Linked DNA regions of Homo sapiens: all the other regions are linked to region 3. The links are chromatin contacts, found by Hi-C or POLR2A ChIA-PET in ENCODE. All regions are on one chromosome and are shown on one strand. Each heading gives the region's core, a stretch centred on a gene start or an enhancer-like site at or near the end of the contact. The rest is flanking DNA. Distances are from core to core; before and after follow the strand shown.

Evidence for each region. Hi-C counts contacts between places; a loop is a spot of excess contacts on that map. ChIA-PET counts read pairs that join two places held with the same protein, here RNA polymerase II (POLR2A). Pooled maps may share reads with other maps.
Region 1: a pooled map shows a loop between it and region 3 (4-fold over the local background). The contact joins the enhancer-like site here to the promoter of RBM4 in region 3. A Hi-C loop is called at or near these places in 2 of 50 pooled maps. POLR2A ChIA-PET finds 5 or more read pairs at or near these places in 3 of 52 experiments (HCT116, HepG2 and activated T-cell).
Region 2: a loop to region 3 is called in a pooled map, with 6 times the contacts of the local background. The contact joins the enhancer-like site here to the promoter of RBM4 in region 3. A Hi-C loop is called at or near these places in 3 of 50 pooled maps. POLR2A ChIA-PET finds 5 or more read pairs at or near these places in 3 of 52 experiments (OCI-LY7, Panc1 and activated naive CD4-positive, alpha-beta T cell).

The regions. Positions count from the first base shown.
Region 1 is chr11:66,890,609-66,895,119 of GRCh38, reverse strand. All of the region lies in intron 3 of PC (pyruvate carboxylase), which reads left to right. Among named protein-coding and RNA genes, the nearest start is that of LRFN4, 36 kb to the right of the region's middle. RefSeq lists an enhancer at 2,513-2,582. Within about 2 kb of position 2,804, at least 7 of the 41 ENCODE cell types and tissues checked have a DNase peak (open chromatin) inside an H3K27ac peak, as active enhancers do; they include HCT116, where a contact is called at or near this core.
Region 2 is chr11:66,798,746-66,803,404 of GRCh38, reverse strand. TOP6BL (TOP6B like initiator of meiotic double strand breaks) reads right to left here. Exons shown (of 15, transcript NM_001302084.2): 5 at 2,709-2,764; 6 at 2,303-2,374. Among named protein-coding and RNA genes, the nearest start is that of RCE1, 42 kb to the left of the region's middle. Within about 2 kb of position 2,369, at least 3 of the 41 ENCODE cell types and tissues checked have a DNase peak (open chromatin) inside an H3K27ac peak, as active enhancers do; they include OCI-LY7, where a contact is called at or near this core.
Region 3 is chr11:66,636,261-66,640,803 of GRCh38, reverse strand. RBM4 (RNA binding motif protein 4) reads right to left here and starts at 2,101. Exons shown (of 4, transcript NM_002896.4): 1 at 2,052-2,101; 2 at 681-1,104. The coding sequence starts at 1,092. The region is part of intron 1 of RBM14-RBM4 (RBM14-RBM4 readthrough); the gene reads right to left. RefSeq lists enhancers at 1,225-1,936, 1,803-2,172, 1,937-2,650.

The sequences.
Region 1 (4,511 bases), core at 1,555-4,054, 250 kb before region 3:
GTAAACCTCTGTTCTTCCAGGGCTGGAGAGGGGAGGTCTCTGGCATGAGATGGGGGAGGTAGGGGTCTAACTGCTATTTTTTTTTTTTTTTTTCCTGAGACGGAGTTTTAACTCTTGTCACCCAGGCTGGAGTGCAATGGCACAATCTCGGCTCACTTCAGCTTCCGCCTCCTGGGTTCAAGTGATTCTCCTGCCTCAGCGTCCTGAGTAGCTGGGACTACAGGTGCATGCCACCACGCCCAACTGATTTTTGTATTTTTAGTAGATACGGGGTTTCACCATGTTGGCCAGGCTGGTCTCGAACTCCTGACCTCAGGTGATCCACCCGCCTTGGCCTCCCAAAGTGTTGGCATTACAGGTGCGAGCCACTGTGCCCAGCCCTGATTGCTTTTTGAAAGCTTTCAGCCTGCCCTCTTTATACACGGCAGCCCGTTCAGCCCATTGTGGAGGTGGGAGGCCTGGAGCTGCAGTTCCCTGGCCTTTGGAGGATTCCTGGTGGATGGTGGGAACCCGGGTGTTCTCAGCCTGCTCCAGACCCAGGCTGTGAGGTCAGCTGACGCGAGCTGCGCTCCAGCTTCTGCAGTCATGTTGCTGTTGTCTCCTCTCCTGTTCTGCCCTTGGGGGTTCATAGCTTTAAAAATATATATATATTTGCTGAAGTCTTAGTGGGATTTCATAAGGGAGGGAGAAAAATTAGATGCATACCTGAGACAGGAGCAGGACTTGCATGGGCAAAAGCTGGGACGGGAAGGGTGTTCTAATGGTAGAGGGAGTGCTCTGAGGGAGAGGGGCAGGTGCTAGGATTTCTGAGAACAAAGAGGAGGCAGCTGGGCTGCAGCTGGAGAATCCGGGAGGCTGGGGCATGGGGGGACAAGGCTGGACAGGCAGGGTGCACTAATTTTGGGGGAGGTCCCCAAGGAGACTTGAGTTTCCCACCTACAGACAGTGGGGAGTCAGAGAATTACCCCACTTTTCAGGAAGAGTGCCGTCATGCCTGTATTTGGGGATGCTAGCTATCCCTAGTACCTAATGTGGATTGGTAGCTAGAGCTGTGGTAATGAGTAGGAGGTTTTTACGATAGTTAAGTAGTAAGAAGAGGACATTTCAGGGTCCTCTTCTTAGAAATGAAAAGAGGGAAGGATGTGAGGGATTAAAGAGGTAAAACTGCCCAGACTTCTTGACCAGATGGTAGGTGAGGGAGGGGAAGAGCTAAAGAAGACCCTAAGCTTAACCCTTGGTGACCAGGGAGAGGGTGGTGAGGAAGGAAGGAGGAGGTGTCTGGTTGGGTTTGGTGTATGTGTGCAGTTTGGGAGGGGGAGTGAGGGGGTAGGGGGCGGGGGCTAAGTTCTGCTATAGAATAGGCATTTGCCATGTCCACCAAAAAGCGTGATTTTACACCCCCACGCTTCAACCTCCAAGTGCCTGTGTTGATGGAGAGAGAGAAAGAAGGTGTTGAGAGCAGGGGTAAAGAAATCAGTCCCTTAGAAGACAAAAGAATAATTTTCCAGTTGTTAAATGAGATTCTCAAAAGAATTTTTATGTTGATATCCTCAAAGATTAATTCATGTTGCAGAATGTCATTGGAACTACCTTAAGACATTGATAGAGTGCCTGTCTGCTGTCTTCCTTAGCTCATCCTCATGTTTTGATCAAATTAAGTACTTGGACACCAGGTCTGTAAAAAAGAAAAGAGCCTTCTTTATTTGGGTTCTGTAGGCAAAAGGGAGAGTGGAGAAGCGACTCTGTCTACGCTGCTCCCCTCACTCCCCGTCTCTGGGCCCTTCTGGGATTTGCATGCCACCCACTGCTCTGTCAGGAGTGGCTCTTAGGGAAGTGAGGAAAGGGCCTTGATTATAGTGTTTGCCAATTTCTGTGGCATAAATATGCCCACTGTGGCCCGTGTCAGGCTACCAACGTGATGTCATAGCACAGAGCTGGAGTCAGGCAAGCCCGTGGGAGTGAGTCGTGCCCTGGGGTCACAGTGGGGGTCCTCACTGACACGGTGCAGCTGGACAGCAGAATCTCATCTTTCAGGTCGTCTGACTTGTTCTAAGGGTCTGTCAGGGTTGAATCATGCTTGCCAAGTAGCATCTTAAAAGATATTTCCACTGCAGCAGCCCCAGCCCTTCAACCTGGGCTTCTGTGGCCTTCTAATTCTTCCTTCTCTGCCTCCCCTCCACCCACCCCCACATCATCAGCAGCAGATCCAACATGAATACCAAACACTCACAGTTAATACTAAAAGCCAACAATTTTTTTTTTTTTGAGATGGAGTCTTGCTCTGTCACCCAGGCTAGAATGCAGTGGCGCCATCTTGGCTCACTGCAACCTCCACGTCCTGGGTTCAAGCGATTCTCCTGCCTCAGCCTCCCGAGTAGCTGGGAAGCTGGGATTATAGGCGCCCGCCACCGTGCCTGGCTAATTTTTTTGTATTTTTAGTAGAGACGGGGTTTCACCATCTTGGCCAGGCTGGTCTTGAACTCCTGACCTCATGATCCACCCACCTTGGCCTCCCAAAGTGCTGGGACTACAGGCGTGAGCCACCGCGCCCGGCGACATTTTTCTTAAAGTTCAATCTCTCATCTCTGATGCAGCTCGCACTCATTATTGCCATCCTTGGAGCAGCTGTGGCAAACGAGTAGCTTGGATGTCAGTAGGAAGTCTTGTCTCTACAGGCTGACCTGCCTGGACTGTTGCTTTGCCCTTTTGGTTGTGCGTTCTGGAACGTGATGCCTGTGCTTGTCAGCCTTGATGAGTCACATTGAAAAAGCTCTTAGTCATCCCAGGCCCTGGCTGAGTCAGTGTATTGGGTGACACCTGTGGCCAAGCACTGGCTGTTTTACAACTGAGACTGTCCCAGAACTCTTAGGCACTCTGGTCTCAGGGGAAGTGTTCTTCATCTAGTTCAAGGCCAGTCTTTCACCCGAGCCTCGCAGCCTTGTTCCCGGACTCGCCCCACCTTTTATTCTCATCCTTCCTTCTTCAACTTGTCATTCCCTCTCAACTCCTTCCCCTTCCTCTTCCTATAACTTGCTAAACATCCTCCCAAGCGTCTGCCATGGGTATAACAGAGAATGGATTCATGCCTAGAATACATAAAGATTTATTACAGCTCAGTAAGAAAAAGACAACCAGCCCAGCAGAAAAGTGGGCAAATGATGTGAACAGGCAGTTCACAAAAGGAAAAACCTAAAAATATATCCACAATCATAAGAAAATAGCCAACTTCAGTAATAATCAGGGGACTGAAAATTAAAATGATACCATTTTATACTACAAGGTTGACAGAAATCAAAGTCTAACAATATAACAGTTGGTAAAGATGTGGGGAGATAGACATTCTGTTGTATTTCTAGTGGCTGTGTAAATTATTAGGATAACTACCTTGAGACTTATTTGGCAATATTGATATTAAAAACTTGCCTATTGGCTGGGTGCGGTGGCTCACGCCTGTAATCCCAGCACTTTGGGAGGCTGAGGTGGGTGGATCACCTGAGGTCAGGAGTTCACGACCAGCCTGACCAACGTGGTGAAACCCGTCTCTACTAAAAATACAAAATTAGTCGGGCATGGTGGTGCATTCCTGTAATCCCAGCTACTCGGGAGGCTGAGGCTGGAGAATCGCTCGAACCCGGGAGGCGGAGGTTGTGGTGAGCTGAGATCGCGCCATTGTACTCCAGCCTGGGCAACAAGAGCAAAACTCTGTCTCAAAAAAACAAAACAAAACAAAACAAACAAAAAACAAAAAAACTTGCCTATTAGGTGGGCACAGTGGCTCATGCCTGTAATCCCAGCACTTTGGGAGGCCAAGGTGGGCAGATCACCTGAGGTCAGGAGGTAAAGACCAGCCTGGCCAACATGGTGAAACCCTGTCTCTACTAAAAATACAAAAAAAATTAGTTGGGCATGTTGGCGCACATCTGTAATCCCAGCTACTCAGGAGGCTGAGCCAGGAGAATCACTTGAACCTGGGAGGCGGAAGTTGCAGTGAGCCGAGATCGCGCCACTGCACTCAAGCTTGGGCGACAGAGCGAGACTCTGAAAACAAAAACAAAAACAAAAAAAAACCCCATGCCTATTGTCTGACGCAGCAATTCCAATTCTAGGTATATGTCCTAGAGAAATTTTTGCACATTTTCTATATGGGGTCAAAGTTATTCATTTTTTAACACTTTTAATCGACTACTTTTATATAGACACAAAAATAGAGCAAATAGTATAATGAACTCTATGTACCTGTCGCCCAGCTTCAACAATGATCATTTTGTCAGCCTATACAACACAGTTCTTAATTGCTAAAAATTGGAAACAACCGCGGCGGGGGAGGTGGCTCATGCCTGTAATCCCAGCGCTTTGGGAGGCTGAGGTGGGTGGATCGCCTGAGGTTGGGAGTGGAGTTCGAGATCAGCCTGACCAACATGGAGAAAACCCATCTCTCCTAAAAATACAAAATTAGCCGGGCATGGTGGCACATGCCTGTAGTCCCAGCTACTCGGGAGGCTGAGGCAGGA
Region 2 (4,659 bases), core at 1,120-3,619, 160 kb before region 3:
TCACTATGTTTATTAGGCTGGTCTCAAACTCCTGGCCTCAAGCAATCTTTCTGCCTTGGCCTCCCAAAGTGCTGGGACTACAGGTGTGAGATATCATGACCAGCCTGTTTCTTATTCTCAAGTATACTTCCTCCACTAAAATTAATCTTTGGTTCTGAGCAAATTTCCAAATTCATTCAAAGGTCAGCATTGTGTGAGGGGGCCCATGAATCACAAATGGCCTAAAACTGGCCCCATGATACTTATAAGTCTGCTCTCACGCATGCTACACCTTCCGCTGAAGAGGTCTGAGGTTGCTGTTTGATAGTAACAATGAGAAAAAACCAGGCCATCTTTCTCTCCTAGAAAGAATCTAGTAAAATTTTGTTACTTTCCAATAGCTCTTTTCTAAACAGAGAGAAAACAGTCAACCTGAGAAAGCTGATTAAGAATGAATGAATTAATTAATAGAGAGGAAATATTAATGAACCTTTCCCTTTGTCTCTAATCAGGTCATCCAAGGAAACACATCTACAAAAATTGGCTCAAAGGCTTAAACTTGTGTCAGTACAACTATGATGATGAGCTGCTACCTGTAAGGATTGTTTATTATTAGAGGATCACTAAAGAAAGATATGGGGTGGGGAAATTATTACCTGCATATTAAATGACAAAAATATTCTCATCTGAGGTGTAATTTTGGGTGAGAATAAGAAAACAGACTAAGAACCACAGGCAGTCTCTTTAAGCCTTAAGAGACTTTGACTACTAGTGTTGCCTCTGGGCACATAAATAGAGGCAGAAACTAATGAATAAAGACTAAATTAGGGCTGGACACATTGGCTCACATCTGTAATCCCAGCTCTTTGAAAGGCCGAGGCAGGAGGATTGCTTGAGTCCAGGAGTTTGACACCAGCCTAGGCAACAACCTCATCTCTACAAAAAAAAATTTTTTTTAAATTAGCAGTATATGGGCTGGGCGCAGTGGCTCATGCCTGTAATCTCAGCACTTTGGGAGACCGAGGCAGGAGGATCACGAGGTCAGGAGATTGAGACCATCCTGGCCAACATGGTGAAACCCCATTTCTACTAAAAATACAAAAAAATTAGCTGGGCGTGGTGGCATGCACCTATAGTCCCAGCTACTCAGGAGATTGAGGCAGGAGAATCGCTTGAACCAGGGAGGTGGAGGTTGCAGTGAGGTGAGATCTGCACTCCAGCCTGGGCGAAAGAGCGAGACTCCGTCTCAAAAAAAAAAAAAATTAGCAGCGTATGGTAGCATATTTCTGTGGTCCTAGCTACTAGCTACTCGAGAGGCTGAGGTGGGAAAATGACTTGAGCCCAGGAGACCAAGGCTGCAGTGAGCTATGATGGCATCTGGGTTGAACAGACTGAGACCCTGTCTCAAAAAAAGAAAAAATAAATTAATTGGACTTAAGCATATGTTAGGTCTTTTCTTGACATAATTCATTTTCACTTTGGATTCTGTGGTAGTTAAATGGCACAGGAAGGCAAGACAGAAGGGCTCTGTGTGTTCCATATTGTTTACCACCTCCTCCATGGATTTTTTACATTTTTTATTTATTTATTTTTTTTGAGACAGAGTCTTGCTCTGTCGCTGGAGTGCAGTGGCGTGATCTCGGCTCACTGCAACCTCCACCTCCTGGGTTCAAGTGATTCTCATGCTTTGGCCTCCCAAGTAGCTGGGATTACAGGCATGTGCTACCATGCCCAGCTAATTTTTGTATTTTTAGCAGAGACAGGGTTTTGCCATGTTGGCCAGGCTGGTCTCAAACTCTTAACCTCAAGTGATCCATCAACTTCAGCCTCCCAAAGTGCTGGGATTATAGGCATGAGCCACTGCGCCTGGCCAGATTTACTTTCTTGGAGTCTGAAGAAGATGGAGATGGGCAGAGAGATGATTTCCAAACCTATGCAAAATGCTGATGCACAGAAAATAATGTACACTGAATTCCTTTGTATTCATACTATCTCTCTAGCCAAGAATTCAAGTAAAGTTTTAAATTCATAGTCTTCTCTTCTCATGCCTAAATGGGATTGGAACTAGCAGGGTCTGTGTAAAATAAGGCCTGAAGAGAAGAAGGCACATGTCTTCAGGTCATTTAGAATAGATTCAAATACATAAATAACTTAAAATAGCAGTTTTCAACATAAAAAAAAGTTTTACTTCTGCTTTTCTTATAGAGAAGCTGACACCTGGCACTTACAAATGACAAGTGAGACAATTTCCAATTTCTACCCACATTCGTACTCGAGAGGAGAGTAAAACATGCAGAGGGACAACAAGGCTTTACGCCTTCACCTCACATAATGCTGGGAGTCGACCAAAAGAGCAATTCCATTCCCAAGGTTCAAAGTGGGTTCATTCTCCACCCTGCAAAGCAAAGCAAAGCTAAGCCATCTCTCAAAGATTCTAAAATCAATCTCTGTTTGACATAAATTTTGGCCCATGACTACTACCACCCCAGCGATTACTAGAATTCAGTAACTAATTAACCAAGGGGAAAATGGCAATCTTTAAGTTTACCCCCTCTAGAGACAGGGATGAATCTACTAAAATAATAAAATGTGGGGGTGTCAGAAAATTAGTTTCAAGGTGACTTTGGGTCAAGATATCAAACTGTGAACCTTTTGGAAATAGGACAATAATAGCTGAGAAAAATTGCAGAGCCATAGCATCATCTTAAGCCATAGACCTAAGAACTTACCCAAAGATCTCTGTGGAGAGGATTCCATTTACCTTTACACTGAAATGAAATCTGACCTGCAAAACAATAAGTTAAGTGTGAGATTTAACATGAGCCAAGATACAGATTAAAAACTTCCATATCTAATCCCTAAAGGAAAAGAATAAGCTTAAAAAATTTTAAATTAACATTACTTTTAATTGATAAACTATAACTGTATACATTCATAGGGTACAATGTGGTGTTTTGATATATGTATATAATGTGGAATGATTAAATCAAGTAGATTAACATCTATCACATAACTTACTAGCATTTTTTGTGGTAAGACATTTGAAATTTACTCTCAGCTATTTTGAAATATATAATACATTATTATTGACTATAGTCACCCCCCTGTGAAATAAGATTCTAAAGACTTATTCCTCCTGTCTAACTGAAACTTTGTACACTTTAACTAACAACTCCCTATTTCCTTCCTTAACCCACTCCCAGCCTCTGGTAACCACCATTCTATTCTCTACTATGAGTTTGACTTTTTCAGATTCCACATATAAGTGAAATCATACAGTATTTGTCTTTCTGTTGATTAAGAAAATGTGGTATATACACAATGGAATACAGTTAGTTTTTTGTGGTTTTTTTTTTTTTTTGAGACAGGGTCTTGCTCTGTTGCCCAGCCTGGAGTGCAGTGGTGTGATCTTGGTCTCCCAGGCTCAAGTGATCCTCCCACCCCAGCCTCCTGAGTAGTTGGGACCACAGGCATGTGCCACTACACCCAGCTACTTTTTGCATTTTTTTGTAGAGACAGGGTTTCACCATATTGCCCAGGCTGGTCTTGAACTCCCAAGGTCAAGTGATCCTCCTGCCTCAGCCTCCCAAAGTGCTAGGATTATAGGAATGAGCCATCATACCCAGCCTAGTCAGCCTTTAAAAAGAAGGAAATCCTGTCATTTGTGACACGGATGAACCTAGAGAAACAAGACTTTTTTTTTTTTTGAGACGGAGTTTCAGTCTGTCGCCCAGGCTGGAGTGCAGAGTGCAATGGCGCAATCTCGGCTCACTGCAACCTCCGCCTCCTGGGTTCAAGCAATTCTCCTGCCTCAGCCTCCCGAGTAGCTGGGACTACAGGCACGCGCCACTGTGCCCAGCTAATATTTGTATTTTTAGTAGAGATGGGGTTTCGCCATGTTGGCCAGGCTGGTCTTGAACTCCTGACCACCCAAGTGAGTGATCCACCCACCTCGGCTTCCCAAAGTTTTACTTCTGCTGGGATTACAGGCATGAGCCACCGTGCTCAGCCAGGAAAAAGACATTCTTTTTTTTTTTTTTGAAATGGAGTCTCACTCTGTCTCCCAGCCTGGAGTGCAGTGGCAAAATCTCAGCTCACCGCAACCTCCACCTCCCAGGTTCAATCAGTTCTCCTGCCTCAGCCTCCTGAGTAGCTGGGACTACAGGCACGCGCCACCATGCCCAGCTAATATTTGTATTTTTTTTTTTTTTTTTTTTTGGAGACAGAGTCTTGCTCTGTCACCCATGCTGGAGTGCAATGACACAATCTCGGCTCACTGCAACCTCCACTTCCCAGGTTCAGGTGATTCTCCTGCCTCAGCCTCCTGAGTAGCTGGGATTACAGGCGTGCGCCACCATGCCCGGCTAATTTTTGTATTTTTAGTAGAGACGGGGTTTCGCCATGTTGGCCAGGCTGGTCTCGAACTCCTGACCTCAGGTGATCTGCCCACCTCGGCCTCCCAAAGTGCCGGGATTACAGGCGTGAGCCACTGTGCCCAGCCAATATTTGTATTTTTAGTAGAGACAAGGTTTCACTATGTTGGCCAGGATGGTCTCAATCTCCTGACCTTGTGATCCACCCACCTCGGCCTCCCAAAGTGCTAGGATACAAGCGTGAGCCACCACGCCCGGCCAAAAAATACATTCTTTATCACTTGTATTTTCCCTAAACATACTTAAT
Region 3 (4,543 bases), core at 852-3,351:
CACAAATCTAAGTGCTCTATTCACCAAAATCTTATAAAGTCCAGCCCCCCAAACCAATGAAAAGACAGTCATTACCGCCCCTAAAACCCCAGTGCCTCCTCCCCAGGAAGTCCTAAAATCAGCCTTGTAATTCTAGAGTGGCCTTAAACTCAAAATACAATCCCTTGGTACAGGTATAATATAAAAGCAACAAGAGCTGTAACCCTTTAAAGAGTTTGTGTAAGGTAGGACAGCTTAACAAGGATTCTGGTCCTATAAGTGTCGCTTGACATGTTTTTGAGAGGTTCTTCACGTAAAATGCAGAATTCTGATCCTGTGCTGAGGGCAATAAATTCAGAGTGAGGAACTCTGAACTGTGCTCTACTACAAAAAAATAAAAAATAAAAAAGGCCCAGTAACTCAGAAAGCCTTCAAAGAAAAGGGTTTCTGCACTGATAAGCACAAAAGCCGTAGGGGCTCCAAATAAAAGGTGAGTGGCTTTTCTCCAGGAGACATTTGCCTAAGGTAAAGCCCCTAAGTCCCATGCATTCTACATCATAAGAAGTCCATCACCCACACTTATTTCTTCATCACCAGCCAGCCAACAGCTGTTATCTTTACCAAACCTCTCCTTTTACTTATCCAACCATTTTCTGCACACAGCCTTGTGTTCAGCCCTCTACCCAAAGAGGGTGGTTCACCTTGAAACTCTGTGTTATCAAGGCCCCTGATGGCCTCCACTGCATCCTCTGCCCGCTCCATGTGTACGAAGGCATAATCTTTCACGATGTCACATTCGATGACCGGACCATACTCCTCAAACTTGGCTCGAAGCTCCTTATTGGTGCAGGTGGGACTGATGTTGCCCACATGCAACTTTGTTGAGGTTTTGCTCTTATTCTTGCTGGCTTCCACGTTGATGTTCACCCCATGAAGCTTGTAATGGTGCAGGTTGCGTATGGCATCCTCAGCTGCCGTCTTGTCTTCTATGTGCACAAAGCCGTAATTCTTAATGATGTCACATTCCAGCACCTTCCCATACTGCTCGAAGAGTGAGCGAATCTCCTGCTCTGTAGCCTCCCGGGGCAGGTTTCCGATGAACAGCTTCACCATCCTGACAAGAGCCTGGGAGAGAAAAACAAGACATCTGACAAAAGACCTCAGGCCCACATCCGTTCACAAAAGACAACGACTTTCACTCTAATGTATATTTCCAGTTTTCTCTCTCACACGCCTGCACACACACCTCCACACAATAATCAAATGGAAGTGGGAGTGAACTAAGGCCTGCTATAGTAGCCGCCATGAACCTGTAAGAATAAGAAGACGTCTGCAATAGGGAGGTCCTTAGTAGACAAAGGGTTTGGTAAGAACCGATACCTTCCAACAGAAATGGGCATGAAAGACAGCATATGAAGAAATGGGGGTACTAGGCTTTTCTATCCACTAGGAGGACAACAGAAAACAAAAGTCTACTAGGCTTGCTGACTGCCTGCCTGAAATTATCAACAGGCTTTTCCTCACGTAGGAACCAAAGCAGCCATCATTTCCGGGAAAATGGGCCTTGTAATAGCTACATTTGAGTTTCCTTTGGAAGTAATGAACGCGCGACTCGGATCAGACAGCGAGGAGTGGGAGATAAAGGAAATACTGGAGTGGTGAACGCCTCTCTCGGGGCACCGTCCTAGCTCCTGCCGAACACTGAAATGCGCGGCCGCGGAAAAGAGCTTCAGATTCATTAACCAGACGATGTCTCACGGCCCGAGAAATTCCCGAAACGAGAATGTAACTGTCAGATATAAGGGAAAGGGGGTTATCCCAGTGGAAATCTCGAGGCTCCAAGAGCAGCCATGTCGGGCGCGGGACAGGGTGGGCGAAAAAAAGCAAGGTATTCTCAGGGGGCGGTGGGGGAAGGGCTGCTCCCGGCTTACCGCGCAATGCCGAGGACCGAGGTCGGCTCTCAGTGACGGGTGTGGAGACTGCGGACCTACCAGGACACCCCCGAAGCCCAAGGGAGTGAGAGAAGATTTAACACAGTACAAGAAAGGCAGTGGAAAGGCTCGGAGTCTCACCCGCACAGAAACCAGCAGGGCCTCCTCCTCGCGGCGCGGACGCTTCTGACAAAACGCTAAAATGGCGGCGGCCGCAGCAGTGCTCTGAGTAGAAGGGGGAGGTGAGCCTACAACCGGATTGGCCACTCAAGAAAGTAAAAGGCCGGCGTTCCCTCAGATCCTCTTCCTGATTGGTTACCACGGACGCCAATTACCTAAGAGGCCGGCAAGAGGTGGAAACGTCTGTAACCTCGGAGCTTTTATGCGAAAGCCAATGGGCACCAACCTCGCGAAGCCGAACTCGCTGATTGGGCAAGAGATCAGCGTGAGGGCGGACCTACAAACGTGGGCTTCGCCGGCGGGGTGCGGCCCGCCATTAGGCGGAGCGAGCTAGAGCCCCGGGGTAGCAGTCTTTAGCTTCATGGCGCCAACTTCGTTAAGCTTCCACATTTCGCCACCTCCACGTGCACAGCCAGACAGTATTCCGCGCTCCATTTTGCCGTTCACTCTAGGTGTCTCCCTCTAACCTCCCAAGCACCACCCCCCCTCGCGGCCAGGACGCTGTGGAAATAGCTTATGCAGGCACATGCCAGGGAAGAAAAACAACGAAGACCCCCCCCAACCCACCACCCACCACTTCAGGAAACCAACCTTCTCCTTGGGCCAGCAGTCCACACTGTAGCCTTGAGAGTCCCGGAGCTCCCCCAAAATCAAACCTCTCACAGGTGGTGAAAGGACCTCTGTAATGGCCTTCCAGAAGTAGGCCCGGCAGGAGGCTGCACTGTCCAGGAGACGCTGAGGACAAGTTCCCTCTGGGAACCAGCCTCCCAGGGTCCGCGATGAAGAAACCTTTCTGAGACCATGGAGATTTAAAGTATACCCCGACCCCACCCTGAGAAAAAACTGGAGCAGCAAAGGTTTTTTTGTTTTATTTTATTGGGCGCCATCAGCCAGAGCTGTTTTAATCCCCTAGAACCGACTTTAGAGGACAGAGCTTAGTCACAACCAGCTGTAAACAAAATACAAAGTAACATTCTCCAGAGGGTCCAGCTGCTGCCTCGTTTTCTCTCATCCTTAGGCTGCTTCATATTCATTAAGCAAGCAACTTTAGTCAAGACCCTTTGCGAAGCAGCTTTTGAAAAGGGTTAAAAGGTGGAGTGCAGGGACTGGATGGAAGAACTTATAACACGAACAAAACAGGCTAAAAGCAGTGCAGAGTTTATGAGGAAAGGGATCATCAGGAGTGAAGATGACACAAGTACCACACACCACCATCCAAAGCAGCTTCTTCACCACCACCCCCGCCCCAAAAAGAGAACGGTTTCATAAAGAGAAAGGTGAAGTCAGAGTTTGGGGGGGAAAAAAAAGAGTGGGTTTTAAAACCCAACACGAGGGCCAGGTGCGGTGGCCCACGCCTGTAATCCCAGCACTTTGGGAGGCCGAGGCGGGCGGATCACCTGAGGTCAGGAGTTCAAGACCAGCCTAGCCAACATGGTGAACGCCATCTCCACTAAAAATACAAAAATTAGCCCAATGTGGTGGCAGGCCCCTGTAATCCCAGCTACTCAGGAGGCTGAGGCAGGAGAATCGCTTGAACCCGGGAGGCAGAGGTTGCAGTGAGGCAAGACAAGAGTGGCCTGGACGACAAGAGTGAAACTAAAAAAAAAAAAAACCCAACATGATTCAGGAATCTGACTGCAGAAAACTGGTCAATAATTTATCCTAGGGTAGAAAAAGCTAAGGAACTAAAAAAAGAAAATATAACATTTACAGATGTGTTGGTCACTAATCTTGTCCACTTCATTGTGGATTCTGATGCACCTCTGAGCCTGTGTAAAGGCCACGGGATCAGTGATGAAGAAAATCAATTTCGTCTCAGCTGCCACGTGCCCTTCAGAGGTGGCCAGCATTAGAAGGTAACGCATATGGTATAGAAATCCTCTCATCTCCTTCAGTTAGATCTCTTGTCTCAACATGTCTGGGGATAAAACTTTCTTCCAAAATACCAAAGTATAACAAGGATCAACTCATTGTAAGTAATAATCTCTCCAGATTGAAGGAGACTGGGAACATAAATCTCAGGATCACAGTTCAAGCCCAGTGTGCGGACATCAAAACTACTAACCACCTCTGCATGCAGCCCAAAACCTAATTACTTGATTTGACCTCTGAAACCCAACTAGGTCTAGTTAGCTATGTAACACTTTACAAGCTCATCCTGAATGAACCGCATTAAATAATCTCCCTGCCTTTTTTTGAGACAGTTCTTGCAGTGTCACCCAGAGTGGAGTACAGTGGCACTATCCATAGCTCACTGCAGCCTGGAACTCCTCAGCCTCCCAAGTAGCTGTGACTACACGTGTGTGCCACCAGGCCTCTCTATTTTTTTAATTTATTATAGAGACGAACTCTTTGTTGCCCAGACCGGTCTGAAATGCCTGCGCTCAGAAGCAATCCTCTCGGCCGGGCACGGTGGCTCACGCCTGTAATCCCAGCACTTTGGGAGGCCGAGG